4 separate regions of the Homo sapiens genome follow, and all the other regions are linked to region 1. The links are chromatin contacts, found by Hi-C or POLR2A ChIA-PET in ENCODE. All regions are on one chromosome and are shown on one strand. The core of a region is the stretch at or near the end of the contact, and the rest is flanking DNA. Distances in the headings are between cores, read along the strand shown. Region 1 holds the start of RADIL (Rap associating with DIL domain). Region 2 overlaps FOXK1 (forkhead box K1). Region 3 holds the start of FOXK1 (forkhead box K1). Region 4 has its middle 41 kb from the start of FOXK1.

What was found. Hi-C counts contacts between places; a loop is a spot of excess contacts on that map. ChIA-PET counts read pairs that join two places held with the same protein, here RNA polymerase II (POLR2A). Pooled maps may share reads with other maps.
Region 2: a loop to region 1 is called in a map of ascending aorta, with 10 times the contacts of the local background. The contact joins the enhancer-like site here to the promoter of RADIL in region 1. A Hi-C loop is called at or near these places in 1 of 168 maps with a recorded cell type or tissue (ascending aorta) and 7 of 50 pooled maps. POLR2A ChIA-PET finds 5 or more read pairs at or near these places in 1 of 52 experiments (Caco-2).
Region 3: a loop to region 1 is called in a map of uterus, with 7 times the contacts of the local background. The contact joins the promoter of FOXK1 here to the promoter of RADIL in region 1. A Hi-C loop is called at or near these places in 4 of 168 maps with a recorded cell type or tissue (ascending aorta, heart left ventricle and uterus), 1 of 37 single-sample maps with no recorded cell type and 16 of 50 pooled maps. POLR2A ChIA-PET finds 5 or more read pairs at or near these places in 1 of 52 experiments (PC-3).
Region 4: a loop to region 1 is called in a map of ascending aorta, with 10 times the contacts of the local background. The contact joins the enhancer-like site here to the promoter of RADIL in region 1. A Hi-C loop is called at or near these places in 3 of 168 maps with a recorded cell type or tissue (ascending aorta, gastrocnemius medialis and naive thymus-derived CD4-positive, alpha-beta T cell) and 15 of 50 pooled maps.

The regions. Positions count from the first base shown.
Region 1 is chr7:4,881,629-4,885,264 of GRCh38, reverse strand. RADIL (Rap associating with DIL domain) reads left to right here and starts at 1,549. Exons shown (of 15, transcript NM_018059.5): 1 at 1,549-1,669. RefSeq lists a silencer at 1,518-1,737 and enhancers at 1,447-2,134, 2,135-2,823, 2,553-2,847.
Region 2 is chr7:4,743,966-4,747,606 of GRCh38, reverse strand. All of the region lies in intron 2 of FOXK1 (forkhead box K1), which reads right to left. Among named protein-coding and RNA genes, the nearest start is that of AP5Z1, 30 kb to the left of the region's middle. RefSeq lists silencers at 2,155-2,204, 2,315-2,414 and an enhancer at 3,105-3,154. Within about 2 kb of position 2,391, at least 41 of the 41 ENCODE cell types and tissues checked have a DNase peak (open chromatin) inside an H3K27ac peak, as active enhancers do; they include ascending aorta, where a contact is called at or near this core.
Region 3 is chr7:4,679,846-4,683,544 of GRCh38, reverse strand. FOXK1 (forkhead box K1) reads right to left here and starts at 1,250. Exons shown (of 9, transcript NM_001037165.2): 1 at 677-1,250. The coding sequence starts at 1,236. RefSeq lists enhancers at 1-393, 1,253-1,547, 1,749-2,249 and silencers at 950-1,019, 1,170-1,539.
Region 4 is chr7:4,639,534-4,643,182 of GRCh38, reverse strand. No RefSeq gene overlaps it. Among named protein-coding and RNA genes, the nearest start is that of FOXK1, 41 kb to the left of the region's middle. RefSeq lists silencers at 874-1,263, 1,364-1,563. Within about 2 kb of position 1,327, at least 36 of the 41 ENCODE cell types and tissues checked have a DNase peak (open chromatin) inside an H3K27ac peak, as active enhancers do; they include ascending aorta and gastrocnemius medialis, where a contact is called at or near this core.

The DNA of each region.
Region 1 (3,636 bases), core at 300-2,799:
CTATTTTCTCATCTGAAAAATGGGAGTATTACTGAACAAAAGGGTTCTGCGCTTGCTCTGCTAGAAGCCAATCTTGATCAGGTGCAGAGGTTCATGCCTGTAATTCCAGCACTTTGGGAGACTGAGGTGGGTGGATCACCTGATGTTAGGATTTCAAAACCAGCCTGGTCAACATGGCAAAACCCCGTCTCTACTAAAAATACAAAAATTAGGTGGGCGTGGTGGTAGGTGCCTGTTAACCTTAGCTACTCGGGAGGCTGAGGCAGGAGAATCGCTTGAACCTGGGAGGTGGTGGTTGCAGTGAGCTGAGATCACACCACTGCACTCCAGCTAGGGCAATAGAATAAGACTCTGTCTCCAAAAAAAAAAAAAAAAAAAAAAAAAAAAAAAGCCAATCTTACTGCATTAAGTTTTTGAGACAAAAGCTTTTTTTGTCCGTATTGTGAGTTGATCAATAAGGAGACAGGAGCCTGGCTCAAATCTGTCTCTCTGTGTTGACTTTGAGGCACTATTTTTTATTAGAAAAGGTTTAGGAGGTGGACTTTAGGATTAGCAGGTGATAGGTGGAGGAAAGGGGAGGCCTGGAATGTCTCAGACATCTCTGTCTCACAAGAATTGATGTGAGCATTAAGTGAGGTGACCTAGGTAAAGTTGCCTAGGGCCTGGCACACAGGTGGTCAATAAATGTCTGTTCCCACACTCATCAATGTCTGCTCCGACCTCCATCGCGAATATGGGGTCATGACTACGGAAATCATACCACGATAGCTGTCCACAAAAAGGTTCACTCCCGAGGCCCACATTCTGCATATTGATATTCCGAACCACCTGAATCTCCCAGGTCTAGCCCACATTCCTCAAAGGGAAAACCCCAGCCAAAGTGCCGAGGTCACGAGCTGCTTTTTAAACAAGTCCCCAGGGAGAGCAGTTGGGGCCAGAGCCCCAGAGCTGACCTGGTCATTTTTTTGCATAATTGTAAGCAGGAATGCCATGACCTGATTTGTCTTTTAAAACTCTGGGTGGGAGACAGATGGTAGGGGAGAGGAAATTCCTCCCTTGTTCCTTTTCGATGTCTTAGAAGATGTTTATTAATTGGGGGCACAGCTCTACCCTCCCCTACACCCACTCACTGGGCTACTAGAAGGTGCTGTCTCGAAATAGCCCACCCAACCGCAGGAGCCCAGAGCCCACAAGCAGCTCAGGGACTTAGAACTGGTCCCACCCTTCCTCCGGGGACCCCCCCTCCTTAAGCTGCAGTCTGTGGGTGGGCTGCAAGTCCCGCCTCTCCACAACCAGCCCCACCCCTTTCTTCAAAACCCCGCCTCTCCGGTGAGGCCCCGCCCCCTCGAGGCTGCATCCCCGTCCATTGGGCGGCCGGCAGGAGGCGCCAGAGCACAGCCCGCCTTTTCTAGCAGGTTGGCCCCGCCCCTCTCCTGGAGACCCCGCCTCCTCGAGGCTTTCTTTCTGCCTATTGGGCGCCGAGGCCCAGCTCCAGCCCACCTGTTCTCCCCCGCCCCACCCTTTGTGGCCCCGTCCCCTTGAGGCCCCGCCCCGCCCGTTGCGCCGCCGGCAGGAGGCGCCGCGGCACGCGCGGGTCTGGGCGCCGGCCCCAGCCAACGGCGGGTGGGAGCAGCGCGGGAACGTGGCGGCGCGGCGGGTTGTGCCGGAGGTGAGTGTGGGGTGCGCGAGGAGTGACTGCGGAACCGGGGGTGGCTCGTAAGGGGCGCTGCTCGGCCGCTGCCGGGGACCTGGGGCGCGGAGGCCGCGGGGCGCGCTCGGGGACACTCCCGGCCGCTGGTCGGGGCGCGGAGGGCAGGTTTGCCCAGTTGCCATGGGAACCGACTGGCTGTCGGGCCCCGGCCTGGACCGGGGGGCGGTACCCGGAGGCCGGCTAGCGCGGGCAAGGGCGGCCCAGCCTGCGGGGATCCGGGGGTCCGCGCTGCCGACCCCCGAGAGCTCCTGAGCCTGGCTGTCCGCGTGGGCCCCGGACCCCCAACTCCAGGGGACTCTCGGCCCTCAGTTTTCCCGGCTGTGCCCTGGAGGGGGAGCTTCGTCCGGGGCGCGCAGCGGGGGAGCGGGGCGCAGCGGGGGAGCGGGGCGCAGGGTTCCGCGCGCTCTCCCACCTGGGCCGGCGAGACGTCCCCTGCACATACCCCGTCCCGGTTGCAGCCCGATCCCCACTCGTGCGCCAGCTCAAAGCATTGTTTCCCGGCTATTTATGTACCATTTCCAGCCCCTCGACAAATACTGCATCCAAGATAACAGATGCTGAGCCGAGCTCCTGGGGCCTCGCAGGAGGAGCCTGTTGGTGGGGTTGGCAGGGCCCTGGCGGGGCTGCGGACCATCCTGCCCTGCCCTGTCGCCTGTCAAGTGTTTGGCTAATCTGAATTGCACAGAAGAATCTGATTGCTCGTGTCCCGCGGTTAATATAGGCCACCTCTTGTGCATTCCAGACAGGAACCAGTCTTGAAAGTCCCTTTTGCTGGGGGGCAAGTCGGTCTCCTCTCCAGCAGCTAGCAGGTCAGAATTAAATCTGATTGAATTATGTTTGCATTTGAAAGCGTGGCTCGGGCTGGGGCTGTAAAGATAGGATTCATGGAAGGAGGGGAGAGAGCTGAGTGTGTAAAGTCTGCGCTTCGTTTTCCCTCCTGCTGGAAATGATAATGGGTTCCACATTGTCCTGTTGGAGCAGAGAGGTCGCTCCACCCATGTCGTCAGCGCAGCACTGACCTCACTCCCTGTACTCGCCGCTGGGACTTGAGCTTGTTTTTCATCAGAAACTGGACCCTTCCTTGAGAACAAGAGAAAACATTCTCTAAGAGCAGCACCAGCCAGCGCCCCACACCCTCGCTGTCCGAGCCCTGCGCTTTCCCCAAGTATTTGTGTCACAGAGGAGCGAATGGGGCAGAAGAGGCCGGTCGCACTTCCAGAAAAACAGATCTTGTTACCCAGGGCGTGCTCCGCCCGGTCGGATTTTCCTGCACTCCCCTTGGCCTTTTAAAAAACGAGTCCATCCCATTCTCACAAACAGGCCAGGCTCCGCCTTCTGGGATTCGGAAGCGGGCAGCGTGTGAACAAGTGGGCACCCTCTGGTCTGGCCAAGGGAGGATGACCAAACGGAGAGAAATGCTTTCTGAAAATCCCAAAACAGATAAGGTTTGTGTAACAGGGACTTCTGGGGGCTTAAGAAGGAGTTATTGGAAAGGAGTCAATCATATTCTCTCTGCTTACATTTTCTCCTGTTTCATGATACTGCTAACTCTGCCTCTGCCTTCGAATCCGGCTCCGGAAACTGTGGGAAAAGCAGGGGTGGGGGGAAGTGGGGGGAACAACATTTCTGAAGTTCAAGCTTCTAAGACCCTGGGAGGAGACCTAGCAGTTGTGTGTTTGTAATTTTCTATTTGTTTTTTATTAAAGAAGAATTATGTAAATGTCAGACCTTACAAAACATATATCCACCCCTGGGCCCCAAATATCAACTCACTTTTCCATTGTATTTGGGGGCCTTTTTATAATTTTTGTCTTTTTTTTTTTTTTTGAGACGGAGTCTCACTCTGTTGCCCAGGCTGGAGTGCAGTGGCGTGATCTCGGCTTGCTGCAACCTCTGCCTCTGGGGTTCAAGCGATTCTCCTGCCT
Region 2 (3,641 bases), core at 1,142-3,641, 140 kb after region 1:
CTGTGACTGTGCCACTGCACTCCAGCCTGGGCAATAGAGTGAGACCCTGTCCCAAAAAACAAACAAACAAAAACAAAATCAACCCCCCAAACCCAAATTGGAACCAGCATTAAAAATAATAATTTAGAAAATAAAATTAACTTGTTTCTGAAGTGCACTTTGCCCTGGTGAGAATAACCAGCATGGTGGCTTCAACAGGAGCTGCTCTCATGTTAGGCATAGACCTCACAGAGCTGAGTGGGTGCTTGAGCGGAGAGGCGGCCCCGCAGCTAGGCAGGTTCCGGGGTCAGCTCCGTGTCTGCAGGCGCCTCCTGCTTCCCCTGAGGCTCATGGAACCCGGAAAGGGCTGTCCTCGTGCGTAACATGCCCGCACAGAAGCCATGCAACAGGCCTACTCCACACAAGCCGCTTGTCACCCGAGGCTGACCTGAGAAGTCGGGCGCTAGGACCCTCCGAGATTACAGGAAACGCGGGCGTGGGGATGTCCTTTCAACAGATTCGGACAAACACAAGGACTTCCCTACCAAGCTTCATTCCGAACTCCCAACACTTTAGCGCCAAAGTTGCCCCTCGAAGGGATCTAGGCAGGAGGGAAAAATAAAAGGAAGACAGAAAGTCCCAACCTTCCCATGTGGAGGAAACAATAGTTACTTCCCCAGAGTTCTCAGCTGGGAAAAGACATAAGAGGGTGTGGTGGGGTGGGGAGGGGCAGCAAGGCCTACAGGGACAGGGACAGGCAGACAAGGGAAGAGGGACCCTCACTGGATTTGCAAATGCTGGCACAGCCAGCCCAGATCAGCCAGGCAGGATTCCCGCTAGGGGTGATTCACACATTCGCACCACAATCCTCCTGCAGCCCTGCTGAAAACACACGGAAGGCTGCAGCCACAAACTTGTGTTTTTTAATTATTAATTTTTTGAGACAGGGTCTTGCTCTGTTGCCCAGGTTGGAGTGCAGTGGTGACATCATAGCTCGCCACAGCCTCCAACTGCTGGGCTCAAGCGATCCTCCTGCCTCAGCCTCCCGAGTAGCTGGGTCTAAAGACATGAGCCACTGCACCTGGCTAATTAGCAAAAAAATTTTTTTTTTTAGAGATGGGGGTCTCACTATGCTGCCCAGGCTTGTCTGGAACTCCTGGCCTCAAGCAATCCTCCTGCCTCAGCTTCCCAAAGTGCGTCACCACACCCAGCCAACCAGAAACTTTGAAAGAGATGAATCACCCTGCAGGAAGCTACCAAAGTTGTCAGAAAAAGGAGAGTATTTCTAACGTAGATCCAATAACCTCCAAACTCAAAAGACCTCTAACTTTACAAAACAACATAAACCAAGTTAGGACTGAATGTTATCTAGCAATAAGACAGAACTGTTTAAAAATCATGATTAAAAGGGAAAGATTTTGAAGTCAGTTGCTGCATTTTTACTGTATATTTACATACTGCTGACCTTCGCCGAATTGTACGAGTTACTTTCATTTTTGATCTCCACGTTGGAGAAATCAGGAAGAGCCTTAAGAGAAACAGCTCTTGAAGTCTTGCCCTCATGAGCAAAAACAGTCACTCTGTGCAATGTCCTTTCACTGAATTTCAGCAGTTTTCTTAAAACTCTACCTCTAAGGAACACTTTTTAGACTGGTGTCTGTCTGATGGAACCTAGAAAATGATTAACTACTTGAATTCTTTCATTAAATACTTTAATTCCTTCCTAAAAACACTTTTTTTTTTGAGATGGAGTCTCGCTCTGCCGCCCAGTCTGGAGTGGTGCAATCTTGGTTCACTGCAACCTCTGCCTCCTAGGTTCAAGCAATTCTCCTGCCTCAGCCTCCCAAGTAGCTTGGATTACACACCTGGCTCATTTTTGTATTTTCAGTAGAGATGGGGTTTCACAATGTTGACCAGGCTGGTCTCGAACTCCTGACCTCAGGTGATCCGCCTGCCTCAGCCTCCCAAAGTGCTGGGATTACAGGCCTGAGCCACCGGGCGCCTGGCCTGTAAAAATCCTTCTTTGCAAAAAGGAAAGAAAAGGTCAAACTTCTGCTAAAGATAGCAGAATTTATTTCAAAGAGAGTTCATTCATTTTCTGGGTGGAGTACTTCAGGGCAGAAAAAAATAAATCAGAAACACACACACACACACAAAACCACACACCCACACCCATACCCACCCACCCTGGGAAAAGGAGCGAGGGCCTGCGAGAAACGGAAAGGAAGGACGCAGGGTGGCGCGGGGGGCGGGGGCAGGGGCAGCTGATCAGGGAGGCTCCCCCAGGAAAAAGCCGCTCCCAAGCCACTCCCGACTCCTGGGAATGAGGGGCCCTGGGCGAGCCCGGCCTACACCGAGCCAGCCACTCCACGGCCAATGAGGACTGGCGAGGCGAATGCACACCAAATTAGGAAGGCAGGCACCGCGGGGGCGGGGCGGCACTGGGAGGGGACAGCCTTGCAGGCAGCCAGCTCTTCTGGCCTGGCCCCGCTCCCACCTCCCGATCTGTTAGGGAGCGCAGCCAGAGAGGAGGAGAGTGGGGAGGTGGCAGGGAAGGGCAGGGAGTGTTTGTAAACACGCCGGCTCCACCCTACAGCAGAAACTCAAACTGAAAAGTATCTTGGCAGGGAAAACCTCAAGGGCCTCTGAGGTTTCTAAACACTCAATTGAATTCCAGGGTGCTAAGATAAACGGATGTAAACAGAGAGGCTTTTATTGTAACAATGGAAGGCCAAAAAGCCAGACAGCCAGTCCCTAACTTACTACTTTCTCCGCACAGAATTCTCCCCAACAAGAATCCGGTCTTTGCACAGGGCGGTTTCAAAGAACAGGACTGGGCGGAAGGAGGGGAAAGGGGTGGCCCCCCACCTTCCTGGCTCCCGCAGCAAGAGCAGGGCAGGTGCAGGCCCAGGGAGCTGCTCGCACCCCCTGACGGGGACTCGCAGTCACAGGAGGCCGCCACCCAGCTTCTCAGAACAGCTCCAGCTGCAAGAGCTTCAGGTGCTCAGTACACAATTTCTTTACTCCCAGCTATAAAAAAGAATGAAATCTTGACCTGGGCAGCAACGCGATGGAGCTGGAGGCGCTTATCCCAAGTGAACCAACTCAGAAACAATACCGCACAGCGCCTGCTCTTGCTTACAAGCAGTGGCTGAACAGTGGGTACCCGGGAACAGGAAGATCGAAACAATGAGAAACTGGGACTCCTAAGCAGGGAGGCGGGAGAGGGCGAGGGGTGAAAGATGACCTACGGGGTACGCGGTTCACCCTTTAGGTAACGGGAACCCCAGAAGCGCAATCCCCACCAGTAATATACCCATGTCACAAATATGCACGTGTACCCCCTGAAGCTAAGATAAAATAAAAATAAACAGTATTTTCCCTGCCGTAATTTAAAACACAGGTATCACTTAACTCCTTCGCAAACCACAACCTCTCTTGTAATAAAAGCGACTTTACTATGCAAATTTGGATTAACACTGGGAAATAGTTTTATTTTTTTAAGCCCCCTCCCGGAGCAAACCAAAACATTTTTCTTTCTTTCAATACGGTGAAACCCCATCTCTACTAAAAACACACAAAAATTAGCCGGGCGTGGTGGCATGTGCCTGTATTCCCACCTACTCTCAAGGCTGAGACAGGGGAATTGCTTGAACCAGGGA
Region 3 (3,699 bases), core at 1-2,500, 200 kb after region 1:
CAGGCAGCAGGGACTGGGGTCAAGGTGACCTCAGTAACCCAGCTGGGTGGAGCTGGGGTGGGAGTGGCCCTGCGAGCCCAGGCTTGTGGGGTTAGCGGTCAGGGGTGACTCCGGGGGGGCCTAGGAAGTGGGGGTCGCGGTTAACCTTGCGTGTTTAGGCAGGGTAGGGACGTAGATGACCCCAGGGATCCAGGCCAGTGGGAGTTCAGAATGACCCCGGAGTCCAGGCCGATGGGAGCTGGGGAGCAGCAGGGATCTGGGTCAGGGGTCTAAGAGGCCCAGCCAGATGGGCTTGGGGTATGGGTGGCTCCAGGAGCCCAGGCCGGTGGGAGATGAGGTCAGGGGTGACCCCAGGAGCCGCAAGGTGTGGGTCAGGGCTGACCCCAGAGTCCAGGCCGGTGGGGGTCGGGGGCGACGGGGTATCCAGACCGGGGAAAGTGGAGGAGATCCTCAGGCTGGAGCCTCCAGGATCGGGGTCGGGGTGATCCTAGGGAGCCAGGAGGCGGGGGTCGGGGTTGACCCCGGAGTCCAGGCCGGTCGGGGGTTACCGGGGGTGGGCCGGGGGGTGGGGGTCGAGGCCGAGGAAGCTGGAGGGGGATCCCCAGGCCCGGGCCTCAGAGATCGAGGTCGTGGGCGAGCCCCGGGTGCGGGCGGCGGGGGTCGCGGGGCCACTCACTGCTTGGGCAGCTGCAGGGCGGGCGCGCCGCGTCTCTGGAAGGCCCCGTCCACGAAGACGCCGTTCTTGCCGAGGCAGCGCAGGTAGAAGTGCGGCTCCTGGAAGCTGAGCTGCAGGTGGCGCCGCGAGATGAAGCTGGACAGGCCCATGCTCAAGTCCACCGAGCCCTGCGACGAGTTGCGGCCGATGGTGACGCTGGGCTGGCGCATGAGGAACTCGAACTCGCGGCCCTCCAGCCGCGCCAGCGCCGGCCCCGGGCTCTGCCGTACCGAGGCGGCCGCCGCGGCCACCAGGGCCGGCGCCGCGCCCGCGACCGCGGAGTCCCCGGATACCCCGGAGGAGCCCCCGGAGGAGCCCGCGCCCGCGATCGCGCCCGGAGGCAGCGGCGGTGGCGGCGGCGGCGGCGGCCCGGGCGGAGGCTGGGGCTGCGCGGGGGCCGGCGGGGGTGCGGCCGCGGGGAAGGCGGCGGCGGCGGCTGCGGCGCACAGCACTGGGCTGCAGGGCGCCGAGCGCAGCGCGAGCAGGGCGCGGGCGCCGCTGTCCTCGCCGACTTCGGCCATGTTCGCGCGGCTCCGAGCGGCCTCCGGCGGCGGCGGCTGCAGCGGCGGCGCGGGGGGCGGGGAGGTCGGGGCGCTGGGCGGGCGCGGAAACCCGGGCCAGATCGCGCCGGCGCGGAGCGGAGCCTCCCAGCCCACCGTGCGCCTCGCCTCGCCCGCCCGCCGGTCCCGCCCAGCGTAGCCCACGTGGCGCGCGCCAGCGCGGGGCTGGGGGCGAGGCCTGTGCCGGGAGGGCCGGCGGGCCCCCGGGAGAGCTGGGCCCGGCGCACCTCGTCCCCTCCCCGCGGGGCTGCAGGCGGCGGGCGCCCTTTCCTCCATCCAGGGGGAAGAGGGGACCCCTGAAATGCCCAGCCACAAAGTTTTGAGCCTGGGTCATTGGAGAAAGGGACGGATGACCTCAGCAGTCTCCCCGCCCCAGACACTCCAGGCCCCCAACCCTAAAGTGTAAGATAGACAGAAGATAAAATATATGTGTATTATATACAATACATATGTTTATATTCTAACCTCGCTCTGTCGCCCAGGCTGCAGTGCGGTGGCAAAATCATAGCTCACTGCAGCTTCCACCTCCTGTGCCCAAGTCACCCTCCTGCCTCTGCCTCACAAGTGCCACCACGCCCAGCTAATTTTTTTACTTCTTATAGAGACAGGGTCTTGCTATGTTGGCCAGGCTGGTCTCAAACTCCTGGTCTCAAGTGATCTATCTATCTCGACCTCCCAAAGCACTGGGATTACCCGTGTGAGCCACAGTGCCAGGCCTGATCATTCTTAAGCCCTCAGATTAAAGGTCATCATACTCTACTGTAACTGAAGACCACTTGAGATCCATCCCTGAATCCCTGATCCATCCTTCCTTCCTTCTTTCCTTCCTTCCTTCCTTCCCTTCCTTCCCTTCATTCCTTCCCTTCCCTTCATTCCTTCCTTCCCTCCCTTCTTTCCTTCCTTCCTTCCTTCCCTTCCTCCCTCCCTTCCCTTCCTCTCCTTCTTTCCCTTCCCTTCCTTCCTTTCCTTCCTTCCTTCCCTCCCTCTCTTCCTTCCTCCCTCCCTTTCCTTCCTTCCTTTCCTTTCCTTCCTTCCTTTCCTTCCTTCCTTCCCTCCCTCCCTTCTTTCCTTCCTTCCTTCCCTTCCTCCCTCCCTTCCCTTCCTCTCCTTCCTTCCCTTCCCTTCCTTCCTTTCCTTCCCTTCCTTCCTTTCCTTTCCTTCCTTCCTTCCTTTCCTTCCTTCCCTCCCTCCCTTCCTCCCTCCATTTCCTTCCTTCCTTTCCTTCCTTCCTTCCTTCCTCCTTTCCTTCCTTCCTTCCTTTCTTTCTTCCCTTCCTTCCTTCCTTCTTTTTTTTTTTTTTTGAGACGGAGTTTCGCTCTTGTTGCCCAGGCTGTAGTGCAATGGCGCAATCTCGACTCAACGCAACCTCCACCCCCTGGATTCAAGCAATTCTCCTGCCTCAGCCTCCCAAGTAGCTGGGATTACAGTCATGTACCACCAGGCCCGGCTCATTTTGTATTTTTTTAGTAGAGATGGGGTTTCTCCGTGTTGGTCAGACTAGTCCTGAAAACCCGACCTCAGGTGATCTGCCCGCCTCAGCCTCCCAAAGTCCTGGGATTACAGGCGGGAGCCACCGTGCCCGGCCGCCTGCCTGCCTTCCTTCCTTCCTTCCTTCCTTCCTTCCTTCCTTCCTTCCTTCCTTCCTTCCTTTCTTTCCCTCCCTCCCTCCCTTCCTTCCTTCTCTCTCTTTCTTGTCTTTTTCTTTTGAGACAGGGTCTCACTCTGTCACCCAGGCTGGAGTGCAGTGGTACAATCATAGCTCACTGCAGCCTCAACCTTCAGGGCTCAGGTGATTTTCCCACCTCACCCTCCCAAGTAGCTGGGACTATGAGCCACCATGCCCGACTAATTTTTAATTTTTTTTTTTTTTAAGGCAGAGTCTTAATCTGTCACCCAGGCTGGAGTGTAATGGTGCAGTCTCGGCTCACTGCAACCGATTCTCCTGCCTCAGCCTCCCAAGTCGCTGGGATTACAGGCATCTGCCACCACACCCAGCTAATTTTTGTATTTTTAGTAGAGACGGGGTTTCAACCATGTTGGTGAAGCTGGTCTCAAACTCCTGACCTCAGGTGATCCACCTGCCTCGACCTCCTAAAGTGCTGGGGCTGCAGGCGGGAGCCGCCTCACCTGGCCTTTTTCAATTTTTTTATAGAGACAGGGTCTCATTATATTGCCCAAGTTGGTGTTCAACTTTGGGGCTCAAGCAGTCTGCCACCTCAGCCTCCCCAAATGCTGGGTTACAGGCGTGAGCCACCACGCCCAGCCTATCTCTCTTTCTTTCTGGAGCCCTTCACTCATTCAATATGCTAGATCCAGCTAAGACAGATCTGAGAGAATGCCCCAGAGAGAAATCTTAGCTGAAAACAGGGAGTGGCAAACGTGGGCATCATTGGGATCCCTTTCGGACTTCAGTAGCCTGGTCCT
Region 4 (3,649 bases), core at 78-2,577, 240 kb after region 1:
GGCTCGCGCCTGTAATCCCGGCTACTCGGGAGACTGAAGCAGGAGAATCACTTGACCCCGGAGGCTGAGGCTGCAGTGAGTCATGGCTGTGCCACTGCACTCGAGCCTGGGCAACAGAGTAAGACCCTGTCTCAAGAAAAAAAAAATGTCCCTGGAGTAGATAACTTGAGGAACACTAATTTTACCGAAACAACCGACAATGGCAATGCAATTCTGAGCCTTTGCTATAAAATGGCAGAAAAAGTCAGGAGGAAGTTTGCGTATGTTATTTTTCCCTGCCACTTGCTTTTTAGTCTTTGCAAACCTTTCTCAAATCCTTTTAGAACACGGTATGACATTTCTTTCTGTTTTTAAGCAACAACTATAAGAACTACCACTGACTGAGTGCTTAGGTAACGCCCAATATATTTCACGTAGAATCTCATCAACAGGCCGGGCACCATGGCTCACGCCTGTAATCCTAGCACTTCAGGAGGCTGAGGCGGACGGATGGATTGAGCCCAGGAGTTTGAGACCAGCCTGGGTAACATAGGGAGACCCCTCTTCTCCAAAAAACAACAAACTCTCATAAATCTGTAAGAGGTGACATAGTAAAAACTCTGAAACAACACTCTTTTAATATTTTATCAATTTCCTCCCCATTCGTTTATTTATTTATGCAGCCACTGACCCAGGCATGGTCATCCCTGCTGGGGGCGGACACAGCCCGCGCCCCCAGGTTCGAGGACACCCAATGTTTAGAAAACGGACCCTGCGAATCCCACCGGCCCCACGTGGACTCTCGGAGGCTCCCTCCTCCCTTTGGAGCATTGAAGAACGCGCACAAATCCAGCTTCCACCCGTCACTCGCGCACCCGACATTGGGCAGGCGACCCCACCGCCCCGGAACATCCCGGCGCAGCCGTCGCGAGGAGGCAACCGACCCCGCCGCGCCACCGGAAGGCGCCTCGCGGCGAGTTGTGCGCACGCGCAATGTGCAACGCCGCGCCGCCAGCGGGCGCTGCGGCCAGGCTCGCGTGGTGGGGGAGGGGAGCTGCCGCGCCGGGGCCGGACCACGTGCGCACCACGTGGCGCCCCGGCAGCCCCGGTGCGCAGTAGGGCGGTCCGGCTGGCCACGCTGCGCAGCCAGCAGTCCCCGAGGGTGGCGGGGCCGGTCTCACAGCCGGCGACCCCGCGCCCGCTGACCTCTGACCTCCGACCCCACTCCCCTTAGGGTTACCCCTCGCCGGCAGCCGCGCCGTGTGTTTATAAACAGAGCTCCCGGCGGGCCCCAAAGCCCGGATCGGCGGATTCACGCGAGGGGAACGGAGCCTTCCGCAAGTCTGCGCCGGCCGCGCATGCGCCTTAAGGTTGCGCCACGCTGCTCCTCCTGCGCTTGCGCAGTGGCGGCGCAGGGCGGGCCGCGAGCAGGGCCCGGGGCGGGGCCGGGCTCTGTGGCCGGGCAGGGGAGGGGCGCGGAGAGGCGCCCTCGCCCTTCCCAGCCCTGCTCCTCGCCTTGCGGAGGGTTCACCTGCTGCGTGTCCTTGCGCAGGCCGGCCACTGGCCTCTGAGCCCGGGCTCTCGCCTGCAAAGTGGGGCCTCTGTGGGTGGTCGTGGAGGTGCAGTGGTGACCTGGATGGAGGGCGGCATCGGGCCCCGCAGTGCCCCCTTGGGCAGCTGCACCCAGCAGCTAAGAGGCCCCCTCGAGACACATCAGTCCTAGGGAGGAGCATACCATGCAGTACGATTTAGCCTTAAAATGGGTGGAGTGCAGTTTATGTTGTGTATATCTATATATCTCTAATTTAAAATTTTTACTTTTATTTTTCAGACAGGGTCTTGTTCTGTTGCCCAGGCTGGAGTGCAATGGTGGCATTACAGCTCACTGCAGTCTCCACCTCCCGGACTCAGGCGTTCCTCCTACCTCAGCCTCCCAAATAGCTGAGACCACAGGCAGGCATCACCACACCCAGCTAATTTTTTTTTTCTTTTTTGAGACGCAGTCTTGCTTTGTTGCCCAGGCTGGAGTGCAGTGGTACGATCTCGGCTGACTGCAGCCTCTGCCTCACGGGTTCAAGCGATTCTCCTGCCTCAGCCTCCTGAGGAGCTAGGATTACAGGCGTGCACTAACACGCCCAGCTAATTTTTTTGTATTTTTAGTAGAGACGGGGTTTCACCATGTTGGCCAGGCTAATCTCGAACTTCTGACCTCAGGTGATCTGCCTGCCTCGGCCTCCCAAAGTGCTGGGATTATAGGCGTAAGCCACCGTGCCTGGCTATGTTTTTTTCTATTTTTGGCAGAGATTAGGTCTTGCTATGTTGCCCAGGCTGGTCTTGAACACCTGGGCTTAAGCGATCTTCTCACCTTAGCCTCCCAAAGTTTTGGGATTACAGATGTGAGCCACCTTGCCTGACCTATATTTTTAATTTAAAAATTTTTAATTGTTAATTTTTATGGGTACATAGTAGGTGTATAGATTTATGGGACACATGAGATCTTTGTATTATAATTACATTAGGGTAAATGGGGTTTCCATCACCCCCAGCATTCATCATTTCTGTGTGATGAACATTCCAATTGCACTCTCTTGGTTATTCTAAAATGTACAGCAAATTAGTGCTGACTGTGGTCACCCTGCTGTGCTAGAAAATTCTAGATCTTACTTATGTATCTAACTATATTTTTGTACCCAGCAACCATCCCCTTTTCCTAGTCCCCCCCACTACCCTAATGTTTTGTATATTTTATCACAACTTTATTTTATTATTATTATTTTTTGAGACAGAGTTTCGCTGTGTTGCCCAGGCTGAAGTGCAGTGGCCTGATCTCAGCTCACTGCAACCTCTGCCCCCTGGGTTCAAGCGATTCCCATGTCTCAGCGTCCCAAGGAGCTGGATTACAGGCCACGCGAGGCTAATTTTGGTATTTTTAGTAGAGACAGGGTTTCACCATCTTGGCCAGGCTGGTCTTGAACTCCTGACTTCAGGTGATCCACCTGCTTTGGCCTCCCAAAGTGCTGGGATTACAGGCATGATCACAATTTTAAAAAGGAAGGAGATTCTGACACACACTTCAACATGGATGAACCTTGAGGACATGGTGCTGAGTGAAATAAGCCAGACACAGAAGGACAGACCACGCATGATTCTGCTTATATGGGGTTCCTAGAGCCATCAGATTCATAGGTACAGAAAGTAGAATGGTGCTTACCAGAGGCTGCGGGCTGAGGGAGAGGGGTGTGAGTGTTTGATAGGGACAGAGTTTGAGTTTGGGAAGATGAAAGAGTTCTGGAGATGGGTGGTGGTGATCACACAACAGTGTGGATGTGCTTAATGCCCCTGAACTGCACGCTTGAAAATGGTTAAGCTTGGCCGGGTGCGGTGGCTCACGCCTGTAATCCCAGCACTTTGGGAGGCCAAGGAGGGTGGATCACCTGAGGTCAGGAGTTCGAGACCAGCCTGGGCAACATGATGAAACCTCGTTTCTACTAAAAATACAAAAATTAGCTGGGCGTGGTGGCAGGTGCCTGTAGTCCCAGCTACTCGGGAGGCTGAGGCAGGAGAATGGCGTGAACCCGAGAGGCGGAGGTTGCAGTGAGCCGAGATCGCGCCACTGTACTCCAGCCTGGGCGACAGAGCGAGACTCCATCTCAAAAAAAATTTAAAAAAA